3 separate regions of the Mus musculus genome follow, and regions 1 and 3 are each linked to region 2. Evidence: chromatin loops called from intact Hi-C (ENCODE). Cell type or tissue: gastrocnemius. All regions are shown on one strand.

What was found. Peaks named below come from ENCODE experiments on the same cell type or tissue, not always from the same donor. Only the 100,000 strongest peaks of a DNase experiment are listed, where the experiment ranks them.
Region 1: it touches region 2 in a loop (4-fold over the local background); 2 of 42 quality-filtered maps call a loop at or near these places.
Region 3: a loop joins it to region 2, with 11 times the contacts of the local background. A loop is called at or near these places in 2 of 42 quality-filtered maps.

The regions. Positions count from the first base shown.
Region 1 is chr3:99,246,326-99,254,325 of GRCm38, reverse strand. Tbx15 (T-box 15) reads right to left here and starts at 566. Exons shown (of 8, transcript NM_009323.2): 1 at 241-566. The coding sequence starts at 445. In gastrocnemius, a CTCF peak has its summit at 4,143 (motif pointing left); DNase peaks (open chromatin) are centred at 253, 589, 1,066 and 4,156; H3K4me3 peaks cover 4,689 bases; H3K27ac peaks cover 7,774 bases.
Region 2 is chr3:99,861,510-99,869,509 of GRCm38, reverse strand. No RefSeq gene overlaps it. Among named protein-coding and RNA genes, the nearest start is that of Spag17, 20 kb to the left of the region's middle. In gastrocnemius, a CTCF peak has its summit at 4,602 (motif pointing right); no DNase peak of the experiment used is centred here.
Region 3 is chr3:99,927,524-99,935,523 of GRCm38, reverse strand. The region is part of intron 1 of Spag17 (sperm associated antigen 17); the gene reads right to left. Among named protein-coding and RNA genes, the nearest start is that of Spag17, 46 kb to the right of the region's middle. In gastrocnemius, no CTCF peak of the experiment used is centred here; no DNase peak of the experiment used is centred here; H3K27ac peaks cover 1,163 bases.

The DNA of each region.
Region 1 (8,000 bases), 620 kb after region 2:
AAGAGAAGGGGGATGGACGCAAGTAGGCCTTGAAATTGGCGATTAAAATGCAAGGCTCGGGCCAGGCCCCCAAATTGGTTCCGGCGAATTTAGGGAGGCTCAAGGTATTTATGCCAAGAAAAAGGAACCCCCGTCGGAGTGAGGCAGGGAGTCAGCAGGCAGGGCCTCCCTCCACTCGCGGGGATACCGGCTGGTGTTCCTTCTCCACCCGCCTCCCGTCGTCCGATCCGACACACTCACCCGGGTGGGGCTCCAGGCCGTGTGTCGCCGGGTCGTCTGTGTCTCCGAGTGGGCCTGCGGGACTCAGCGCCTCCATGGACAAGTCCAGCCCCTTCTCCTCCCAGTCTCGCAGTTTCCGCTTTTTATTTGAGCCGATCAAGGCTTCAACGGAGAAGGCATGTGCTCGGGAGCTCAGGGCGACTGCAGATCTTCTCCGTTCACTCATTTTAGCCGCCCGCACCCGGGTCTCCTCTAGCCCGCGCTACTGAGCTGGCAGCCCCGCGGCCGCACGCTCCGAGCGCCCGCCGACCCGGCCCTGGAGAGGCGGCGGCGCCGCGGCCGAAACTGGGGCGGCGGCTCCGCGGGTGATCTGCGCCCTCCCTCCGTGTCCTCCCCCGCCCTCGACCGCCGGATCAGACCGGTGCCCCCAGCTGCCCCAGCCTCTAGGAACTAGCGCGGGGAACGCCGCCCGCCCGTTGCATGGAGCACTGAGTCCAGCTCCCCACCCACCCGGGCAGGCGCTCACAAACTCTGCTGACTGAACTTCATCTTTTCTTTTTTTTTTTTCTTTTCTTTCTTTCTTTTTTTTTTTTTTTTTTAAATTCACTCCCTCTTCCTTTTTCTCCTCCCTCTCCCCCTTCCCCACTCGTTCTTCCCGTCCTTCCCTGATCCAAACTTCTGGGAAACTTTTCCCCCCTGAATTCCTCCCTTCCCGAGGAACAGGGGGTAGGCAGTGAGCTCCTGTCCGAGGGGTGAGGGAAAAGGGAGGGGGAGCAGAAAAAGGCAGAGGGGAGGAAAGCCAGCCCCCAGCCAATGGCAAGAAAGGAACAAGAGAAAGCCCGAGAGCTCGGGCCAATGGGGAGAAGGGAGAGACTGAGGCTCGGGCCAAGGCTGTGCGCTGGCCATCCCCAGGATGCTTCTCTGCCAACTTTAACCCCTGGCTTCCCGGCACCCGACTTGTTTCTCTGTAGGAGGAGGGCAGTCGGGACAGCTCAAAGTCAAAATCTGATCTTCGCCCTTATAGACTCTACAAGTCCAAATACGAATCCATACAGTTTCCTTCCAAACTCTCAGGATCTAATAGAGCTAGCTATCATACTCAGTTCAGATGCAGATCTGGGAAGCTGATGCTGTGACAAAATGCTAACCTGTCCCTCTCCTCAAAAAAAAAAAAAAAAAAAAAAAAAAAAAGGCAGAAGATATTTCTGATCATATCACCCATGCCCCCAGGGGCTTTGAGATCTGCCCAAATTTCTCTACGCAGGTTTCTACTGTGTTCCAGATCAATGACTTTCTAAGCGGGTCCGGTTAAGGCAAAACGAAACAACAACAACAAAAAATTTTCCTGCTGCCATTCGGCCTTATAACTGAACATTTCAGGACTTCACGCTCCTTGTTCTACCTGATGGAGGGAGGAGACAGACACGCTGAGAGTTAAGAGACCTGCATGGGCCGCTTAGCTTGCCTCGGGGTCTGCAAACTTACCCTGCTAGACTGGGCCCCTGCACCACACAAATAGTAACTTTCATAGCGCAGCAGACTCTGAGCTGCGCTTCGCCTATCCCGGGCTCTTATTCCAAAGAACCCACAGCGGGTGCCGGGGTTGGGGGTGGGGGGGAGATAGATAAGACTTCTGATAGCTGGGAAGGAACTTTTTCAAAATTTCTTCAAATCCCCTCATCTCCAGAACTTGGCTCTCATCTCTTACTAATGATCTCCCTTTGCTCCCACGCCTCACTTTTAAAGCTTTCAGGACCGTTCATTCACCACAGATAACCTAGGAACTTAAAACAACATCCCCCACCATTTTTGTTATCCAACCGCTCACCAAGTTATTTATCCTCATGGATAAATGGCATAAGGCCTCAGATCGCAGACTTATACGGAGGCCAAAAAGAGAACGGAGGGAAGGAAGAAAGAGGGAAAGAAAGAATAAAAAATCTCCTATTTCAGAGCAGAGGCCTAAAAGCCTCATTTCCCCATTCCAAAGTTCCTGGTCAAAATAATTCTATCCTGAGGCTATGAAGCTGGGAAAGGAGGAAAACTTAGCACCAACCGGGAGGCCCAGCAATAAGTCTAGCCAGGCGCTAAGCAAGGTCTGAGTAATTAAGTTAGATGGAGTACAGAGCCTATGAGCGGCTCCAAAGAACTAGCTGCTGAGGGAAGGAGGAAAGGGACATTGTGCCACCTCTGAAAGGCCACATTTCCCTGCCTGACCCAAGAACCAAGGAAATTTAGTTCCTGCCATTATCATTAAGAGCCCTCTGCTGCTGGAAGCAACAACCATGGATTGAATGTTCACTGGCCTTTTAAGAGGTAGGACTAACTTTTATTTTTTTAAATTTCCCTCAAATCATGCTCTAGCCTAGACAAGAGAAAGCTGGTGGCAGGGCAAACATAAAAAGAGCCTTCCTTGATGGGTATGTTGCTGTCAGTCCTGGGTTCCAGGGCCTTCCTGGAGCTTTCTATGACTTGAAAGTCCCCAGGCAGGAAGAATAAGAAAGCCAGGGGCATCTGCGGTTGTCCCGGCAGATTCAGGGAATACATGAGTGTCAGGGTGCCCTTACCAACCATCATTTCTTGTTGGAGCTGTGGCTGGATACTGAGTTCCTACAAAAAGTCTTGGAGACAAGACACTTTGGAGCCCTACAAATCTCTTCTCCTCCAGCAGCTCATGCCTGACTCTTTCTTCTGGTTTCATAGGGACTCTCAGAACCCTGTGGCTACGAGCCAACAGTTCACCAGGATGAGGAAGAAAGCTGTGGGTCACCTTCTAGACTTTTCCATTTATTCCCTCCATCCCATTGTCTTTTTTAAAAGCCACTTTTTTTTTTCCTATTTTCTGAAAGGCCAGGTTTGGACTGAGAAATGGATGTGTCATATGGGACAGACACCCTCTGTGGGCTCACATCAGTCCTGCCCCGCCCTGCCCACTACTTTGGTCCAGAAAGAGGCCTTGGACTGATGGCTCAGCCTTTAGGGTGCTTGCCACCTTCAGGCCCAGCAACCTGCATTTGATCCCTGGAACCCACAGGACGAAAGAGGAGCACCAATTTCTGCAAAGTTCTCCTCTGGCCTCTGCATGTATGCTACATGCATGTACATGCAGGAGCACAAGTGTGTGTGAGCACACACACACACACACACACACACACGGGAAGGAGAAAACTCACAGAAATATAATTAAAAACGTTTAGAGAGTTCTTTTAATCAGGCACCAACCCAAGCATTAGACCGACAGCATGAGCCCACCCATATGGCTGGCCACAGACAAAATGTCCCAGAGAAAAGGAAGCAGCAACAGTGCCTTCAAGGTAAGCATCAACACCAACCCTACCCACACCGCCCCACCCCTGCTCCAAGCTTATGTCCAGCAGGGTCCTCCACTCTGAAATCAGTTCATGTCTTCTTCAAGTCACACCCACCCTGACCCATATTCAGGTAGAGTCACAAATTAAGCCACAAAAACCAACCCTGTGAAAGTGAAGACAAACAGATTTGGAAACAATGAGAAAATTGAAGTTTCCCCAAAGTGGGAGGGGCTATAAATGTGCCCCCCCCATCGGAGTTCATCTAACCTACCCCTCTAAGGGTATGTACTCCTTAGTGTATAAATTTGTGTCCCTGGGAGAGGTGCAGGGGAAATAGAAGAAGATGGTTTGGTATATTTGGCTTGGTTACACAGGATACAGTCAAGAGAATGGAGAGAGGATGATGGGTTAACCAAAATGTGGACATGGCTGTGTGCATGATTTTTTTTTCCTTCTATTGATCACTCAGAGGTCTTCATAAATTATCCTGTTACCATCGTTTCTTTCTCTTTTAGCTTGTAGGGAAAAGAGTGGGGCTCCCAGCTTGAGACTGATGTCTAGGCATTCTCAGGGCTTCCCAGCTACAGGCTCCACCTTGTGACCTGAGCTGATTCTACAGGCTATGGATCTGCCGCGGGTCTATTTCAGGCCTGAAACTGACAGAAAAAAAACCCTAGCCGGAACTAGCCCAGCTCCTGCTTGAATGCAAGAAGGAAGGGAGTGTGTTAAAGCCAGAGACGATTCCCCAGGAGTCGCTGGACACCAGCAGAAACCTATGTGGAAATGAGATCTAGGCATAGCCTGTACAGGGGGTGGGGGAGATGTTAGGAAAGAAAGGGATAACACAAAGACTGCCCTCCTCCAACTGGCCCTGCCCAGTCAGCAAAATTTCAAAGGTAAAAACAGATTTCCTAGCATCAGGACAAGAATAAAGAAAAACCAGGCATCCCAGAAATGGAACCCCCACCCACATTCTCGGAGCACATTTTCTTTCCCTCCTGCACACTAAATACCACCTTAAATCGCTCTCTGCTAATGCCTCCGTGCGGAGGTGACCCACCAGCCGGCTTTGATTTCGGATAATTTTGAGTTAGTAATTGAAAACAAAGTTAGGAATAGCTGGCCAGCAGGACGAGTTAGGCTGCCCCTAAACACGTGGGAAGGACACTCTGTGCGGGCAGGGAGATTGTAATGAACTTGGCCATCAGGGGAGGTGTAAAATATTATGAGGCGACTACGGGGTGGGAAAAAATCATGGCGACTCCAAGGTGAGGTGTGTGCCTGGTGATCGGGCCTACTTCGGACCCCAAACTGTGTGACCTTAGGCAAGTCGATTAACAGGCTAGGACCTCAGTTTCCCTTCGCCATACCGCGAAGATCTAAGTAATTTGCAGCTAAGAATAAGCAAGTTATTTTGGGGACGGGGGACAGAAGACTGGCAGACCTAAGGTTTTATTCTGGTAGCTATCAAATCGTCTGGGAAACTGGAGCCAGTGTTTACCTCTTTCACTTCTGCTTTCAGACTGGCATTCCAAAGTAAAAGAAGCAAGGGGTGTGACAAGCGAGTGGCCTGGAGCCCTAGGCTGCAGCGGGAGGAAGAAGAGTAATTTAGGACAAGTATTGACCAAAGTAGCACTTTTCTTTTCTCTTGTAGCGCGCACCTCCAGTCTCCTAGGCTGGCTTTGGTTACCGACAGCTAAGACACTGCCGTGAGTCCTTGGCTATCCAACGCTCCCTCCCTGCCCCGCCCCTGCCCCAACACAGATTTTTTAAAAATAAAAGTCAGTGGGAGCAAAGGTTCTTTAATGATGTTTTTTTGTTTTCGCGAAATAAAAATCGTCTATTTTTATTTTAACCCAGCAGCGTGCCCACCTCTCGGTCCTTCCAGATGTTTGCAATAAAATCGCAGGTTTTGCCTTTGGGACTTGAAATAAAATTTAACGGCCTTCACCCCGTAATTATTCTCTTAGCTCGCCCTTCATAAATTTATCTGCTTTCTATCGGCGTTGGGGCAAGAGGCGAGTGAAGGGGGAAAAGCCCCGATTTTATATTTGTGACTATAAAAAAGTGCCACCCGGTTTCCTCGCCTTCGGCCGCCGCCGCAGTGTGGCCCGGCAGGCCGGGCAGGCGGGCCGCAACATTGAACTATTGTTTCCCTGACTTAGGTCGGCTCAGGAGCTTGGCCCCTCCACAAAGGGGGCCTTTGTGGCCCTGCTCGCTGCGGCCGCGCCCAAGAGGCGAGGAAATCCTGTTCCCTCAGGCTCAGCTCCTCTTTCCCTCTTGATTGGAGCTACCCAGCAGCGGGGTTTATGCCTTCCTTGGGCTCCCCTTCGCAGGAAGTGGAACTTCCATCCTGAGCAAAGCCCTTAAGTGAAAGAGGGAAACCTGTCTGAGAATCCCCAGACAGGCTAGTGTAACTTGTCTACCAGTTTTCACAGCCAAAGTCACGGTAGAGGAGAGCACTGGGGCCTCAGATTTGGGGCAGTGTGCACCCCAAATCAAATGTGTGCAACACCAGGCTCTACTCTCTGCTTGTACGTGAAGCTGGTTGACTATCTCACCTCACAAGCACATGTTTGCACTGTATGTATCCCTGTAGTCACCCGTTCTAGACTTAAACATAGATGACACTTTGCTAGGATACACAGCATCACACGCAGGCGTGCAGGGAAACATCCTGACCTCACACTCCTCTGTCCCGAATTTACAGAGGTCATTCTGCCTTTGGCACCTCTTTACCCAAACTTCAGCCAAGGCTCTGCCTGATCTAAAACTTAATCCATGTTGTTGTCTTTTGACCCCCTTCTCCTATCTGGGACACCTTCAGGTTCAAATAGAAGATGACAAACGGAAGAAATGAGCGTTCTGCTTCCAGGGCTCACTGCTTGTGAGAGTCACCAATTGCCCAGGGCAGGCTCTAGCTTTAGGCAAAGCCCGGAGAATCCTACCAAGCACTGGGAAGCATAAATAGGAGAAACTGGAGGACCAGCTGAGAGCAGCAAGGCTTTGCTTGCCTTCAATCACGTGGGGTGGGTTCTTGCTTGAGCCAGCAGGCCTGAGGCCAGAAAAGCCAAATCCAGGAGCCAGACACATCTGAGGCAGAAAGTTCTTTGGGGGTTTTTTCTGGTCCCAGGGCTCCCAGCAATTCTAACTTTGCTTCCAAAAAGTGTCTTCTTCTTTCCTCCCTGCTGGTGGTTTTGCAGGTGCTTAAACAGTTCCCTTTAGTCCTTCCTTTCCCCCATCCCCCCATCCTCTCCCTTTTCTTTTCTTTTCTTTTCTTTTCTTTTCTTTTCTTTTCTTTTCTTTTCTTTTCCTTTCCTTTCCTTTCCTTTCTCTTCTCTTCTCTTCTCTCCTCTCCTCTCCTCTCCACTTCTCTTTCTTTCTTCCTTTCTTTCTTCATGTATGTGAGGAAGGTGAGATATCTAAAGGCTTATTGGATGAAAAGATAAAGAAGTGCCAGGCTCTGCTGTGTGCAGAGGCACAGGCTTTTAATCCCAGCACTTTGGAGGCAGAGGCAGGTAGATTTCTGTGAGTTCAAAGCCAGCCCGATCAACAAATCCAGTTCAGGACAGCCAGGGCACAGGAAAAAAAAAAAAAAAAAAAAAAAACTTTCTCGGAAAATCAAAAATGGAAAAAAAAAAGAAAGAAAAAGAAAAGAAAAAGAAAAAAAAAAGGTGGAAGAGCAGGAAGAGGAGGAGGAGGAAGTGGTGCCAGTCTCTGTACTCTTGTTCTATAGGAAATTTGAGACATAATGATTCATTCTCACCCAGGTTTCTTGGGTGAAAATGAACTTTTCAGAAATGAAGCAGCCCAGGGCACAGCTAGTGTATCTAGCATTAAACCCTGTTGGAGCTCAAAGACCAGCAGCTAAATGTGAGCACACACTTTGAGGCAATAACATGTTGATGTATTGGTGGACACACACCCCGTGCCCCATGCCAGAAGTGCTTAGATTCTATTTGTCATCAGTAAAACAACCACATAGGAGCATAATGTTCTCTGTGGAATTGTGGGAGTCGACCCCACCCACAAAAGCTGGCTGGTGGACTCCTAAGATCCACCACTCTTGAGAAATTTCTGTCTTCCCCTGCCGTCAGAGAATGAGCTATTATTCAAGAGTGGATGAGAATTCTCCATAGTGGACAACTGTGCAGCTGCTGGAGAGGGGATGGACAATTAGATCTGCTTGCCTGTCAATGTCAGGCATGGCTGGAGCTCTGCTTACATTGCTTTTGTAGCCAGGTGGAGTTGCAGGAGCTAGTTATGGTATAAACTAAGTCACAGGGAGCTCTGATTTTTGTCTCAGATTCATGAGGTACTTTGTGGCCTCAACATCAAATGGGAACAATTCACTGATTCACCATTCTACACATAGCATCCCTGGTAATGCACACAGTGGGCAGATTACTAGTTCCAGAATTCTGGTTGTTCATCCGGGGAAAAAACTATGAGCCTTTAAAATGGCTGGGA
Region 2 (8,000 bases):
TGACCGCTGATAGACATAATTGGACTGATTATATTAGAAAATTTGTAGCAGCTGACACAAATTTCAAAAGGCTAGTATAAATTAGAAAAGAATAATAAGAGCTCATTGTGTGTAGATAGGAAAATTCTAGAATCACACCACTTTTGGGTTAATTAAGGCAGTTACACTTAATTTTGGCGAACACACTAGCTTACTTGACATCCTGTATAATATAGTTTATTGTATTAATACAAATTCACCCAGAGTAGGAGTATCTCAAACTTAAGGGAAAGAATATAAATAAATAAGAACATCTGGTGGAGGAATTGAAGCAGATGTACAGATTGAGGTACATCAAACAAAAGGTCCTTATTGTCTCAGTGACTGGCTGGTGCTGTGTAATATAAACACCTTAGAGAGATGGAATTAATTGTCCAGACATGTCAGCTCATACCAGAAGATATCCTTGAAGCTTTTATCATTTGCAGTTACAATAGTATTTATTGCTGATGCTTAGACTGACAAAAGCTATCCATAAAATGCGCACTAACACACAGAAATGCCAAGTGTTTGGTCTGTTTATTGGAGAATGGTTTGCTGAAATGTGGCAACAGACGTACCTCTTAAACTTCTCACATAGAATTGCACACACGGATAGCTCATTCTTCCTCAAACACAGATTCCCTGACGTCATTCCCTGATCCTGCCATCATGTGCACGGGGCTATCTGTCCAGGGTGTGCAGCACTGGGATGATCATGTGACACAGAAGTTGTTAAAGCAGGGCAGTGACATGGCCTTAGTCCCAAATAGTTCTGTCCGATGTAATGTGGGAGATTGTTTTTTTTTTTTTTTTATGCCTGAGGTCTGTGAATTGGACAAAATGACAACAACTTATTACTCAAAAATCTCAGTGTCACCATTGTTTTTGACATATTGCAAAGCCAGAGAGGACAGTGTACCTACCTGATGTCATATTTTAACAATCTTTCTGGAGACTTCTTTTATAGATTCTTCCTTTCTCAAATAGTTATAATTATATTAAACAACAAACAGATATATAGTTATGGTGATTATTCCTTCTCTTTCTCCTTGTGATTTTAATGACAACGAAAAGTCAAAATTCTGAATTCCGAGTGAAACTGGGAAATATCTACAAACACAGCAAGCCTCCCTTGTCAAGAAGAGAGAGAAGCACCAGCCCCCAGTGTGAATCCTACAAGCTTGGTGTGTCATGGCTAAGCAGCAGTCTTAAGCCTACTTCTTTAAAAGAAGGCAAGCATAGGCCTTAGGAAACGGGAGCATACAGTCACAGCCCAAGCCAGTTTGCCAAGTCTAAAAGGCACAGTGAAGTATCTCCACGAGCTACAATGTGACCCCCAGACAGCACTAAAACACATCAAAATGCTTTTTCTAAAGGGCTCTTGGACACATAGCGAAGGGGAAATGCTTAAATAGTTAGAAAACAGCTCAGAGTCTCCCTTACTTATCTTTCTAGCAAACTCTAGACTGACTGTCCCTCTTAATAGTCCATCACCACTCCCCATTTGCCACCCTCTTTCCTTACTCTCTGAGCTTGTTCTCTTGTTCTTGGGTTATAGTAAAGCTTCCTTGTTCTCATGTAGAATACACTTTTCCCTTTTCTCTGCTTTTCAGTGTTTGCATGTGTTGGCGTGTACTCTGCCTCTTGTTGCTGGAATGAATGAAACAAAATCAACTTAAGAAAGCAACACCTTGAGGCAGCAGGAGTTTGAAGCATCTGGTCACAGCAGCTATACGAAGCAGAGAACAGGGGCCTGGGAAACTGGCTCAGCTATTAAGAGCACTTCCTGATCTTCTGGAGGAACCAAATTCAGTTCCCAGCACCAACCAGCCTTACAAGCAGCTGTAATTCTACTTTCAAGGGATTCACCATCCCCTTGGAACGTCTGAACACCAAGTAAATACACAGTGTATGTTCATGCACTTGGGCAAAACACTAATACAAACAGAATAAAAATAAAATTTAAAGAAGGAAAGAACAATGAATGAACATATGCAACTTATTGTTCAGCTCAATTTCTCCATTTTATATTGTCCAGGGTCCCCTGCCCATGGAATGGTCCCACCAACAGTTAAAATAGGACTTCCATATCAACGAGTATAATCAAGGTAATCCCCCTCAGGCATGCGCAGAGGCTCATCTCTCTGGTAACTCTTGATTCTGTCAGGTTGACCATTGACAGAAGGAGAACATGTCACTCCACTCAGCACAGTAAGGGCTTGGCAGTTCAGCTATGCAATAAGATTCTCCTCAGAAAGCAAGGGGAGGAATACTGTAAGCGCATAAGATCCTTTGTGTTTGTCCATAAATGTAAATGTGAGTCCCTAAAACATTTGAAAAATTACAGCATCATGGTATCTCATATGATAACCACAGAACGGGGGCCAGGCCAGGCACTAGGAAAGACCAGTGTTTCACTTTCAGCCGTAGCAACAAAGAAAGATGGGGAAGAAGACGAAAGGGAGTGGACGGAGCATGGGCTGGGGAGGAGAAAAGGGGTTTGTAGGCAATGAGTATTTTAAGAGTCTATCCAAAGCTTCCAAGTATCTGCTACATGGAAGAAGAAAAATTTGGAAAAATGCATCCGTCCATGTACTGTTGTAGAAAATAAATGTCTGTGGCATAAATATTATTGTATTTGTGAACTAATACAAATGGGGAAATGTATATCTGTTAATATAATATTAAGAACTCTTTTCTCTATGAGATTTCTAAACCATTGATAATCTTTAGAGAGAAATTCAGTTTCATTCATAATCTGTATGCGAATATTCATGCACAGGAAACACAATTTTTATAAAATGATACTAATTTTATATGATAGTATGATAATAATGTTTATTATTTTTAGCATGTAGCCTTTTTAACTCTCCCAAGGACAATTTCCCGTTTATTGTTGTTTTTATTTTTTGTATAACTGTATGTTTATTTAGGCACATACATACACAGAATATTTTCTCAGCAATTGAAGAAATTCGACTCTTTATTTATTATTATTATTATTATTATTGTTGTTGTTGTTGTTGTTGTTTTGAGACAGGGATTCTCTGTGTAGCCCTGGCTGTCCTGCAACTCACTTTGTAGACCAGGCTGGCCTCAAACTCAGAAATCTGCCTGCCTCTGCCTCCCAAGTGCTGGGATTAAAGGTGTGTGCCACCACGCCCGGCCTTGACTTTTTAATGAAATAAAAATGACTACAGTAAATTGGAGAAGCACAGAACAGTTTATCCAGTGAAAACTCCCCCAAGGACAATTTCCCAGTTTATTGTTTTTATTTTTTGTATAACTGTATGTTTGTGTGTATATGTAGAATTGTTATTGTTGAATTTTTATCAGTATATTCTTGTATGGCTCATGCTTGAAATTGAAATGTCAGTGTTTTATATTTCCCCTTTTTATATCAGCATGTCCTTTTCTTCTTTTAATATTTTGTTAGCACCACACATGACCTTCCTTATTCTGCTTTCCTTTTCCACATACACACCCAGTCACTGGCACCCACTCTGTGCAGAAATATATTTTAACTTCAAATAATTTCCACACCTACTTTGTTTAAAGAAGAGCTACGAAACATTAAATTTAATTTATGAATCCCTCTATTTGTGTTCCAGTCCTCTGCACGTGCACACACACACACACACACACACACACACACACACACACCACACTGTGTTGCTGCTGTGTCTCTATATGGCAATGACATTAGAGTTTTTGGCAAAAGGCAATGTATAATCAATTATCACCTGTCACAAATGGCTTTTAAGATCCAGCCAGATATTTCGGAAACAGTGCTTAGCTCCAGCAAGGAGGGAAAAGTCTCCCCTTGAAAGCAGTGCAGCCCTCAGCCTCAATCCTCCATCCAAAGAAATTTCGACAGCTCTCAGCTTAGTCAATACAAAACAGCATCTTGCAACTTACATCTGAGAAAATCTGTTTTAGCATTTCAAAACTGGTTTATTGATATGATTGTTGCTAAGGAATGACAGCAAAGCCTTAATCATTTTTTTTTCCTCTGTAGGGAAATAAGAGTCTTCCCAGAACCAGTTACTAGCCAACGCCTGATCTTGTTTTCGCTGTAATGTTTAGTTTGATTTCAAACTCACCCACTGAGAAGAACTAGAATTTGGACCCTCTGATCCCACTACAGATACACTTTCTTTCCTCCTTCTTCTCCATGAAGTTCTTCCGAAAGATAAAACTCAGCCATTGTCTGTCCTTCCAGCCAGAGAAAAATACCAATACCCAACCCAGATGTAGTTGTATATTTTCAAATTTCATCATTTTCTCCACACTAGGGATTTAGTAAATGCTACTAAAACGTAAACACTTTTCCTGAATGATGTGAGTATTAGCAGATGACTTCAAGCCAAGCCTCCCCACCACCTCCATTTAAAAAGGTCCAGTAACTTTCCTGGTGATGGTCTTGCTGGATGGACACCCTGAAGATGGCTGTATTTCTGCAGGCTCAATCCCTCATTCGTGAAGGCTGAATTAGATAGTCTGATGATGGTTTTGAACTTTAGCATCCTCAGTGCTTCTGGTTAAATCTGTGGACTGCCTTTAAAAGGAAAAGCTTTCCTAAGCCTCCAGAGGGCAGTCCCATACCAGATGTTTTGATGGATACAATCAGTGAGTTGGGTAGAGAGACATAGACCCAGTCCTTTGCTCAGGCCAATGTATAGCTGACCAAGTATATCTGCTGCCATGTAGGGATATGAGTTGGGGTGAGTATGGGGCAGAAGTAAGCTGTCCATATTGATGTCTAAGTAATCAAGGATTATAGCTGGATGTCTCACTTATGATAGTCTTCATTTCAGTAGTGCCCCGAGACATGCAGGCATTAATCCCATAAACTGGCCACAGATTATAGATTATATAACTATAATCTGAGTCTTGGGGTTTAAAGTAATAACACTATGTATGATTATATATTTGTATATGAGTTTCTTAATAAAAATATGCTCTAAAGGAATAAATTTGACTCAAACATTTGCATTTTTTAAGTTCATACATGCAGTTCTCTTAGCTATCTGCAGCTCACTTCCTAAGGCCATAGTTACTTAACAGTAGATCTTAGAAGCTATAGGATCCAGGATTCTGTAAAGTAGTTTTTGTGGGTCTCTGTGGATTTGTACTCCTTTCTTCTAAAAGATAAGAAGCAGGAAATATTCTCTATTATCAACAGACTGACATTTTCAAGTGGGTCACAATGATAGAAGTAAGAGTAGTCACACTTGTTAATGTTTCCAAGGAGAAAGGGAATCTTAGGCATCTAGGGAAGTTATGTTTTAGGAGCATAAATAAGCATATATAATTGGATTTGCTCTCTCTCTCTTTCTCTCTCTCTCTCTGCGTGTGTGTGTGTGTGTGTGTGTGTGTGTGTGCTGTACACTGATGACATTCATAAGATACAGTTACAGTAGCCTTTTCTTCTAATATACCCAGCTATCAATGCATAGGGATGGTCTCACATTAAAGTCATGACCACTGGCTTCAGTTGGGCTCTGAGCTGCCTGAGATCACTACGCCAATTCTTTTTGCTAGCCACGCCTTCACTCTTCTGTATCTTTTGTCTTTTTCTTTCTCTTGTAGCACCTCATCCGACTTCCTTAAGTTCCCGGCATGGTTGTCTTCACACCTGTGTTGCCACCACTAATTATATGAAACATATAACTCTCTATTCCTATTGTTTTCTCTCAGTTTTCTGTTTATGGATGTGTTAAAACCTCTGACCTATGACTGGACCCCAACCTTTCTTTTTTCCCTCCTACCTCAGGGCATCTATCAAGGGCTACATAGCACATCCCTAAAAGACATGTGTGAAGAGTCCTAACACCCAGCACTTCACAGTGGGACTGTGTTGGGAGATGAAGGTAAATATGGGCCAATGATGTTATTGGGGATGACCCAGCACCATGTGACTGGTGTCTTTCTGAGGAGATAAGAACACGGGCACATGCAGGGGAAATATTATGTGAAGACTGAGGAAGAAAACAACTCCAATTCCAGAAGAAGACAACAATGACAAGAGTCTGATCTTGGGCTTCTGGTCTCTGAAATGTCAAGGAAATGAATTTGTGTTCTTTAGAAAACTGTAGGGTTATTGGGCCCTGCCTCTGCTCTGTCACAGGGCCCGCTGCTTGGGGAGGCAGGATGCCGGGAAGTTGACTTACCCCAAGCAGTTGCCTGACCAGTGTTGGGACACTGCTCCAGGAGTGGGGAAGTGCAGTCTGAGGTATGGGACAGCTGGACCTGGCTTGGAGATTCCTGGGCCTGCAATGAGTCTGGGGCCTCCTGGTTCTCAGGCTCTCTGACACCCAGGTATTGCTGGGAGCCCTGGAAGAGCTGAGAATGGAGTGGGGGCCCTTGAGTGGGCTGGATGTAGCCCAGGCTGAGGGGAAAAATGGGGTAGCTCTGGCTGGTCCCAAGAAGGTTGGGGGAGAGACCTTGGCTTGAAGGCAGCACGCTTGGCTTGATGACAGCCATGGCTGCGAGCAGAGAGAGGCCTTCTACGGGAGATTAGACAGTGGCTCTGTAGGCAAAGAGCTTCTCCGTGACTTTCTATGGCAGATCCCTATGAAAAGAGGCAGTCCATGGTTTTTTGTTGTTGTTGTTTGTTTGTTTGTTTTTTGAGACAGGGTTTCTCTGTGTAGCCCTGGCTGTCCTGGAACTCACTTTGTAGACCAGGCTGGCCTCGAACTCAGAAATCTGCCTGCCTCTGCCTCCCAAGGGCTGGGATCGAAGGCGTGCGCCACCACTGCCCGTCTCAGTCCTTAGTTTTAAGGCATTTGTTGTCATAACAGAAAGTAGATGAATAAAACTGTGCCCTATTTCTCAGGTGGGCCTGAGATTAAATATCTTTTGCAGGGAGGAGTGTCTGGGAAAGAACTAAACCTCCAGGCCTTTAGATACCTTATTAACATGGAGATCTGTCTTGAACCTATGTGAACACAGGTCACATCCTCTACCTATGGAGGGGTTAGGGGCATTGCCCTTACATGACTGATACCCACAAATCTATGGAGGGCTGCGACTAGTGACAGGGGCCTTGTACCTGGGAACAGGTGAAACGCCTACTGTCCCTTCAAGGTCTCCAGGGTTTCAAACTTTAGCTCACTCTTCACACTTGAGCTCTGACTGCCCCAGCCCCACCTGTAGACTTTGCAGACTGCGTTTCAACAAGCATTTCGGCTTGACTTACATAAAATACAACTTGATACTTGAGCTGCATTTGAGCGTTGTCTTTCTACATTACATCATCAATGGTCTTCTAGTTTCTCAAGGCAAAACTCCGCAGTCCCACTTCTCTTTTCTTTCAACCACGTCTTCTGCTCAATCCAGAACAATACCCTGCTTCTTTTAATGTGCCTAGACTAGAGCAACCTCTGTACCTCCATGGTGCAAATCATTGTCACCTCTGTCTTTCTTGTAGCCTTCTAGCACCTTGTCTTGTCCCCATTCTTGCTCCATAGTATTCAACTCAGTAATCAAGGTGATATATATATTTTAAAAACCGTAAGTTAGGCCTAGAGCAATAGTTCTTTTTTTTTCCATTTTTTTATTAGGTATTTAGCTCATTTACATTTCCAATGCTATACCAAAAGTCCCCCATACCCACCCCCACTCCCCTACCCACCCACTCCCCCTTTTTGGCCCTGGCGTTCCCCTGTACTGGGGCATACAAAGTTTGCGTGTCCAATGGGCCTCTCTTTCCAGTGATGGCCGACTAGGCCATCTTTTGATACATATGCAGCTAGAGTCAAGAGCTCCGGGGTACTGGTTAGTTCATAATGTTGTTCCACCTATAGGGTTGCAGATCCCTTTAGCTCCTTGGGTTCTTTCTCTAGCTCCTCCATTGGGAGCCCTGTGATCCATCCATTAGCTGACTGTGAGCATCCACTTCTGTGTTTGCTAGGCCCCGGCATAGTCTCACAAGAGACAGCTACATCTGGGTCCTTTCGATAAAATCTTGCTAGTGT
Region 3 (8,000 bases), 66 kb before region 2:
GCATTCGGTACATGCAGGGAGGCTTGGCTAGCTCAGAGAGTCTCCAGTCTCACAGACATGGGGTAGATTTAGAACTATTTTTCTTTCATATATTAAAAATTCTCCAAATTTCACTAGGCATTCCATATTCTAATGTGATTATAACAACTCTTTCACTAGCAAGTGGGACACAGCCTTTGGTCAATGGGTCTGTGATTTTTTCCTTCTATTAGCAAGAACAGTCAGCTGATACAAGAAGGACAAAGGAAGGCTGCTTTAGTGGTGGCCTTCTATAGCACGTTTTGGGAGGAGATGTCCGTGGACCTCTACCCAGAACTGACCTGAGAACCTTCCTTAGAAAAAGACATATAAGAGTCCTAAGTAAAATCCACACAACACTGAAGAAGCTGGAGTTTGCCGAGAGCCATTTAATATAAAGGGTCAATGCTCAGCTGGAAGGAAGGTCTTCCTGTCCTGTGGATTTACCACCTACTATCGAATGGACAGGGTTCGTGAACGTCTTTCTCATGCTAGTTTTTTTTTTTTCCTTTCAAAAGAAGACTTGGCTCTCCATCAGCGGAGGAGTGTTAGTGTGGGCTTTTGGCCAGGAGAAGAAATATTTTCATTACCTCAAACTGGCTGCTACAGTTGTATCTGTTAAGAAGGAATTTTTTAACTGTAAACTAAGTTGAGGTTCAATATTAGACACGTCGTACAATAAGCAAGTACAATATTAATGACCATGCATGACTTTACCTGACTCTCCTTATTAAGCAGGTATGTATCAAAGACCCTCTTCTAATTACATAGCCTTCATAATTTCTCATAAAACTTAGTTTGATATACTAGTGTGTACTGCAATGAGGGATCCTTATTTAGGAATCAGACCATTTGGCTATCATGTTTTCACAATAGAAAATAGAAAGAAAAAAGGCATGGGGATGCATTTGGACACTCTGAGGACTTTGACTCTTGGAATCATAAAGTGTGAGAAAGTAGCACACTAGGTATCTGTGGGGTACACATTCTGCACTCCTTCAGTCCCCAAGAGCAGAAGACATTGGATTTGACCTGAAGTGAGTTCTACCAGGGGTCAGTTACAAGGATTTGGGACCTGGTGATACACGTTTCCTGAGACCAACTCGGGTAAGCACGTGATGTAGGAGGAAGTAGACTGCTCAGGACTCATGAACGGCATCAACTCCAAAGCCAGTCCTTCTCTCGTCCCTCCTTCTCATTCTTTCCCATACTCATCAAAATGATGTCCTGGCTCCTCCTCCATTCACCTGCTATGAAGAGGCCACAAGTTCTGTGGAGCTGAAATTCTGTAAGCTTTAGTCATTGTGGAAGCAAGTAAAAGTGCCACAGTGGGAGAGAGGGCATGTCCCAAGGAAGCAGCTCACCACACCAGGACCAGAATTCAGTAGAGGGCTTCATGGCCTAAACCTGTCCTGACAGCAGTACCACCTCCCACTCATGTTAGTCTATCATCTTTATCCAGGGGTACACGGGAACCAAGGGCCACCACTCTCTTTGGCAAAGTCGAGCTTCAAGGAGTTTGTGTCTGCCACAGAGGTAGTGCTGTAGTTGGGTGTTCTACCTGGAAGCAGGCTGTTGGTATTTTCCCAGCAGCACCTTAGGATGAGCTGAATGTGTAAGGCTGGCTTAGAGGACATTTTTATTGTAGAGGCCATGGCCATCTCTAAGAAAGAATTGAGAGTACAAGGGAGTTTATTGCCATGGATCACCTACAGCTCCCTCCCATAGCATCCTACAGCATGGCAGGATGGATTGCTGAGTACATATTTCTGATGTTAGCCCAGGTATAAACCAATCTTATGTATTTTTAAGTGGAGGACAAGCTATATACAGAGGAACCCCTGTGAGAGAAGCTGGTGGCTCCCCTTTCCTCCTGTCCACTCCTCTCTCTCTTCCCACCCTAGTATCTACAAATTGAGGCCACTTCCAGCAGCCCCTTCGACAGGTGAAGAGGCTCCTGCACACTGCAGTCATTCTCGAGGTGAACACTGGTGCACCTTGGGTGATTAAGAGTCCTGGTTTGGAAGATAGCATGGTTTGATTCAAACTGTGACAGACTAAGTTGTTGAGGGCCTGGGTAAATGACCCAACATTGCTGTTTTCCATGTAGAAGTGAAAGACAGCAATAACAAGACCTACCTCTCTGGATTGCTAAAAAGATTGAGTAAAAAAAAAGAGTCTACTGAGACCGTTCTCTAGCAGTAAATACGCATAGCTGACATCATGAATATTAATGGAGTGGAGCTTCTGCTCTTAGATGTCATTGTCCTAACATGGATGCTTCAGGCACAGTGAACTTATAGTTGATTCAAGGAAAAACAATATCAGAATATCAATAATAGCACTGTCAAAATCAAGTGTTGACTTGAATGATAGTTTGTAAGATAATTTTCTCTTTGAAAATAATAAAGATGGCATGACTCTAAAATAATTTGTTTCCCTGGAAGAGAGTGCCTAGGTTTCTCTCTATCTGTCTGTCTGTCTGTCTGTCTCTCTCTCTCTCTCTCAAGAGTTGTAGGAGAGAACAGTAGACTGTGACGTGAGGTGCCTTTCTGTCAATTTGGATATTGTATAAACTCTCAGAAATTAATTAGGCAACATTAACCACAACCACAACACAATATAACACAATGCACTGTAGATAAGTGAGGCAGCTTTAAGCTGTGGATGTGTGCACTTGGTTTTAGTGAAGAGGTGTCCCCCAGAAAACTTCTCACTACAAGTGAAATCTGTTTCTATGCCTCAAAAGTGCAAATGGGTCCATTGTTTGGAGGGGGAACAGCACGTTAAGCTGGTTAATTTTTGTGGCTCTAGATATAAAACACAGATGTCCATTCAGGGCTAGTTTTTAAGAACAAAAGGAAAGAGAGTGAAGTTTCTGGCCTGGGGCTGAATTCTGGCTCCACCACGCCTTCAAGGTGTAATGAAGTTTACCACCTATTAGACTCGGGGTCTTAAGGGTTGATTTGCTAATTACATAAGTAAATAAACCCCATGCCTCTATCGCCTGGAACACTTTATTTTTCTTCAGGGTACCCACATATTAAAAAAAGATTCCCAGAATTCCTGGATTCGTTCAGAGGGAGCCTTGCTAATGGTGGTCTTTTCTGCAACAGAAAAGGTTCTAGGACATGCCATCTAGACTGCTTCATATTCATCCCACACACTTACCATATAACAGTTTTCCATAAATGCTTCTTGAACTAGGTGGCCAAAACCACACACTAAAGAGAACTTTAACACATGCTAGGCATGGAAAGGCTGACTGAGTGTGTGCTATTCTATCAGCTGCTCTTGGCACTGTGGAATGAACACTGAGATCTGAGTTAGAGAGAGAGAGTGAGCCCCTTTTATGTCTCGACAAAGTTGTGAATGTCTGATTCTCAGCAATGAGAACTCAGCAGCCTACAAATAGCTGTACTGTGTGTGCACTCATTGGCTGGCTGCTTTCTCTTGTCTTCATAAATGTTAAACATGATCTCTAAAATTAGTGAGGTGCTGCCAGAAGGGAAGGGCACATTGCTCAAGAGGTATCCAGTTCTGCCTTGCAGTCTTTTACCCAAATGGCCTTGTGCTAATCTTTAAGGCTCTGTTTCCTCATTCTGAAAAAAAAAATAGTAGACACAATAATGCAACCTTCAAAGGAAGGTGCGGGACTCTGATGGACAAATAATGTAGCCTCATTTTGTACATTATTGAGTACTGTACAGAAGGATCTGATCAGTACCTACAATGGAAGTTGCTGGCTTTCCAAAGAAAGTTCTGCAAACATGGGCTAGAGGAGATGCTTGCTTCTGTGGTTCTAACTTCAGACACATCCTTAGGATCTTCTTTGGGAGATTTAGCCTCTGGCTTAGGCTGGTTGATTGGTTGTTGTTGTTTTGTTGTGTTTTTGTTTTTGTTTTGTTTCATTTTTCAGAGTCCTTGGCCCATCCCAGCGATCTAGCACATGAGTCTAATTCAGTTTTGCTCCATGCATCAGAGAGTTTTAAGGCAGCTATTAAAACACCACATGGAAAAGCTTTGCAGGGAATTCTACTCTGCAGAGAAACCACAGAAACCACGACACACCTTAACTCTCCCCGCCCCCACCAGTTGGCTACAATTACAGCTCCATTATGCTGGCGCTCTCCAACCAGTTTTATTGCTTGGAGCAAAATCCGAGGTCCAAAGTGAACTTCAGAACATAAAAAGTAAGGCAGGCTCAGAAAAAGAAACACGTTTCTTTGGCTTTTCAAACAACAAATATTACATATCAGAGACATTCTTCTACCAGACAGGACCGGGGAGGGCCAAGCAGAGCCCTACTAATTGCTCCACAAATGTAAAATTGGAATCAGGGACTCACCCTAAAGAAAGGGCTCTCTTTTCATCAGCACACATTGAAAGCGATGCTCTTTCATCAACTACTTCCTCGGGCACTGCGCCTCCTTCTCCTTCTCTCAGATCCCCTCACGGTTGAGTCACTACCTTCCACGTTAAAACTTCTGACAGATTCCCAAGATGCAATTGTACCCAGTGTAGCTCTTTCCTCCACTCATCCAGCCTCCAACCTCATCTGAAATGTTACCTATCCACTAAGCTTTGTATCATATTCTGTGCTTTCACAGGAGGCTTACCCAGAGGAAGCAAAACAAATGCTGCGGCTGTCCTTGTAGCTGCTACTTAGTTAATGGTCATGGAAAATCCATGTTCTTGCAGTTAGTTCAAGGGTCTCCCCGACACTCCAGCTTGTGATTTGCTACAAGAACACTGATCATAGTTAATTCCTCCATCTGTCTGAATGAGGATACAATACCCCAGGTTACTTCTGACAAACCCAAGGATCCAAGACTACTCTGGTCACAAAGTCTATCATATTATATCCAATTCAATGAAATCTCCAGCAGATGACAATATTTTGAAGACAAATCTGCAGTCCCTACTGTTTTGTGAGCAGGACAGAAATGCTTTGCCTATTTATGAATTCTGTTTGTAGATCTAAAAATATGGGTCTCCAGATTACAATGTGAGACAGAAGAGCCAAGGGCAGTTCCAGAACATCTGGAATGTTGAATTTTTACCAAAGAAATGGGGACCGATGGGGTATCTCTAACTTCCCTATGGGTATATAAGAAAATGTATGGTGACCTATCTTAGGCAATAACAAAGAGGCCCCTGGGGTCACTGAGTTGGTTTCTTGCCTCCATTCAACAAAAATTGAGTTAACCCTTTAGTTCAACAAGCCCTTACTAAATGCGGCTGATGGAATAAACCACAGAGAATACATAAGCATATAACTAAGACAGCAGTTTGCAAGTAAGCAAGCAATGCATGTATCTCATCGGCTTAGCCTAATCCCTTGTTTGGCCAATTTATCAGGGGAACTAGGATTCTCTGTTCCTCCTCGGAGCTGTTCTAGGTGGCCATCTTTTCTTCTCCATCTGTGTGGGATCCAGGGTTTGAGGAGGTAATCAAGAGGCAGATTTTTCTTTAAGTGGGGAAACTGGGATAGGACTCGAAATTGACAGTCAAGATCAATCAATCTCGGTGGGAGTCCAGCCCCTCCCACCAGTCTCGGTGGTGGTTGGCAAGATGTTTGGGTGCCTAATGAAATCCTTAAGCCCTCTCTTCTAAGAGTGCTTGAGAGTTTTTCAGGGTTCAGCTCAACTATCCTTTTTAAGGACTCTTCTAGGAGAGATTAAAAGAAGCAAGCTGAGCATGAGGCAAGGCAGGGTTGAAGGTGGAGGAGTGGGGGGACACACACAGGCAGGGCAATCAGGTCACCCATGGCCTTAGCAGAAGCAGTTCCAATCATTGGAACTGTTTCTGGCTCATTCCTCCATCCTCACACCCGCATAACTCACACATCTCCTTTACAACACGAGCCTCATTTATAGCCCATGTCACAAGGCAGACCCAGTCAATGATCATGATAAATCTCAAGCCCTAGATCTGCTTATGGCTGTTAATTTTCTCCAATTACACAGGTACATGGGCTCCATTTATTGGCTATATCAGGGTAGTAACTCATAATAATTATTCCTTTCCTATTGGTTCCCTAACAGAGCTCTTACAATAGCTCTTTCAAAGGTGTAATAGAAAGAACACTGGACAGAGTATTGGAAACCCCTGACTGTTAGTCCTGATTCCAGCCACAGGGTTTTAGAAAAAAATATTTAAATACTCACAACAAGATCTATGAAAAATAATAATGCTTTCATCAGAGTCATTCATTCATTCATGCATTTATTCATTCATTCAACTAAAAGCCATTGAGGAATGACTAACACTGAAGTGGGCTTTGAAATAGAGTGGGTAGCCTAAGGCACCAAACCTCATTCAGCCACAGACTCTGCAGGGTGAAAAGTTGCTCTATGTTCAAACATTCATACCTAGAAATCAGTGTATGAAGCTTCCATATTGTTTATTACACTACTTATGATAAATTTATTCATTTTCTAGGAGGGTACTTATCTGGCATGACCTTAGAAATGAAAGCTATAAAGATAATCACAAAAAACAAAGCTACACATAAACTGATGGAGTGAATATATATGTATGTATGACTATCTGGATAGAACTCAAAACACAATGCCAAATAAAATCCAACCACAGAATTGGTTAGTATCATGTAAGAGTACCTGTGCTCCAATTCATCTTTTCACCCTATGTGTCTAGGATAAGCACCTCCAGTTTAGGAGGTATCAGAGTAACTATTACTCATTAGTGGAATCATATCCTGAGCGCTGTAGGCTTTTATTTGTAGGTCTATACAAGTAGACTCAGGCTGAGACACTATGCACTGGACTCTGCTGTCTTTAGTTACAGTTGCCCACAAGAGCATAGGTAAGTGGTTATTTACTGGAGTGTGGGTAATGGTAACCTACAGTGGTTACACTGCTGAAGAAGGTGGCACCCTTCCTTCCAGCACCATTAACTGTCATCAGTCTTTCATGGAGAGGTAGAGGCACAAAAACCTTTCCCTCTTCCATGAAAATAATGTTGCCAGGCTCAGCCTTGTGTAAGTAGCTGAAGCTGCAGTGAGCTCACGAGTGTGGCAGTCCCATTGTGTTCAGATGCACTGGTTACAGAGGTTGGCCCAACCTCAGCCTCTTGCCATCTCTCTGCCTCTCTGAGCCTTGGCTGCCAAGAGGGGTAGTAGGTATGCCTTGTTGGCTGCCAAGCACAGCACACATCACTCTTTTTCTGCACTTGGAGCAGTTGCTAGATTATGCTTTTGACTCGGTATGAAATCTTCTACTCTCATGCTCTCCCATCTTCTCCAAATCAACATGCCTACAATGGAGTCCTTTACTTGTCATGCTGCCCTCAAATGGCCCAATACAAACGTCTGTCCACAAAGAGTAAAAGCCATGCAGTTGATTCTATTAACTTAGTTTCTCAAATTTCTGTGTCTTCTAGTTATCTCAGCTTCTGATCCTCTCCCCATTTTCTTGGGTAGCCAAGAAGTCATTGGTGTAGCCAGTGACTTCTCTCCCCCTTGAAACTGCCCCTTCCTTTTGACTTTATTATGTGTATGCATTTTAATTAAAATAGAATTATATCAATTTTGGCCTTTCCATTTCTTCCTCCAGGCCCTCCTGATGTTTCCTCAGATCACTGCCTTGCTCAGCCCAGTCTCTTTCTTCAGCATGCCCCCCCCCCTTTAGGTGATATATATGATATAATTGTGACTCTTTGCCTAAGCACTCTAGCCCACTGTTGCCACACCTGCCTCTGAAGCAGTTGCCGGCTCCTCTCCAGCAATGTATCACTTATATTGTGCTCAGCACCTTAGTGAGTGTGTGTCTGAAAGCTTAGATTGCATGAGGGTCATGCTTGCCAAAGCACAGATCATTTGAATGGTATACCCTGCCTTAACTCAAGGAGTCTAGGATTCAGACTGAGACCTTGTATTTGACCAATATGTTCCTGAGTGAACGTGGTGCTTCTGGACCAAGGATCAGACTGTTAGAACCACTTGTGCCTTTTTTTTTCCA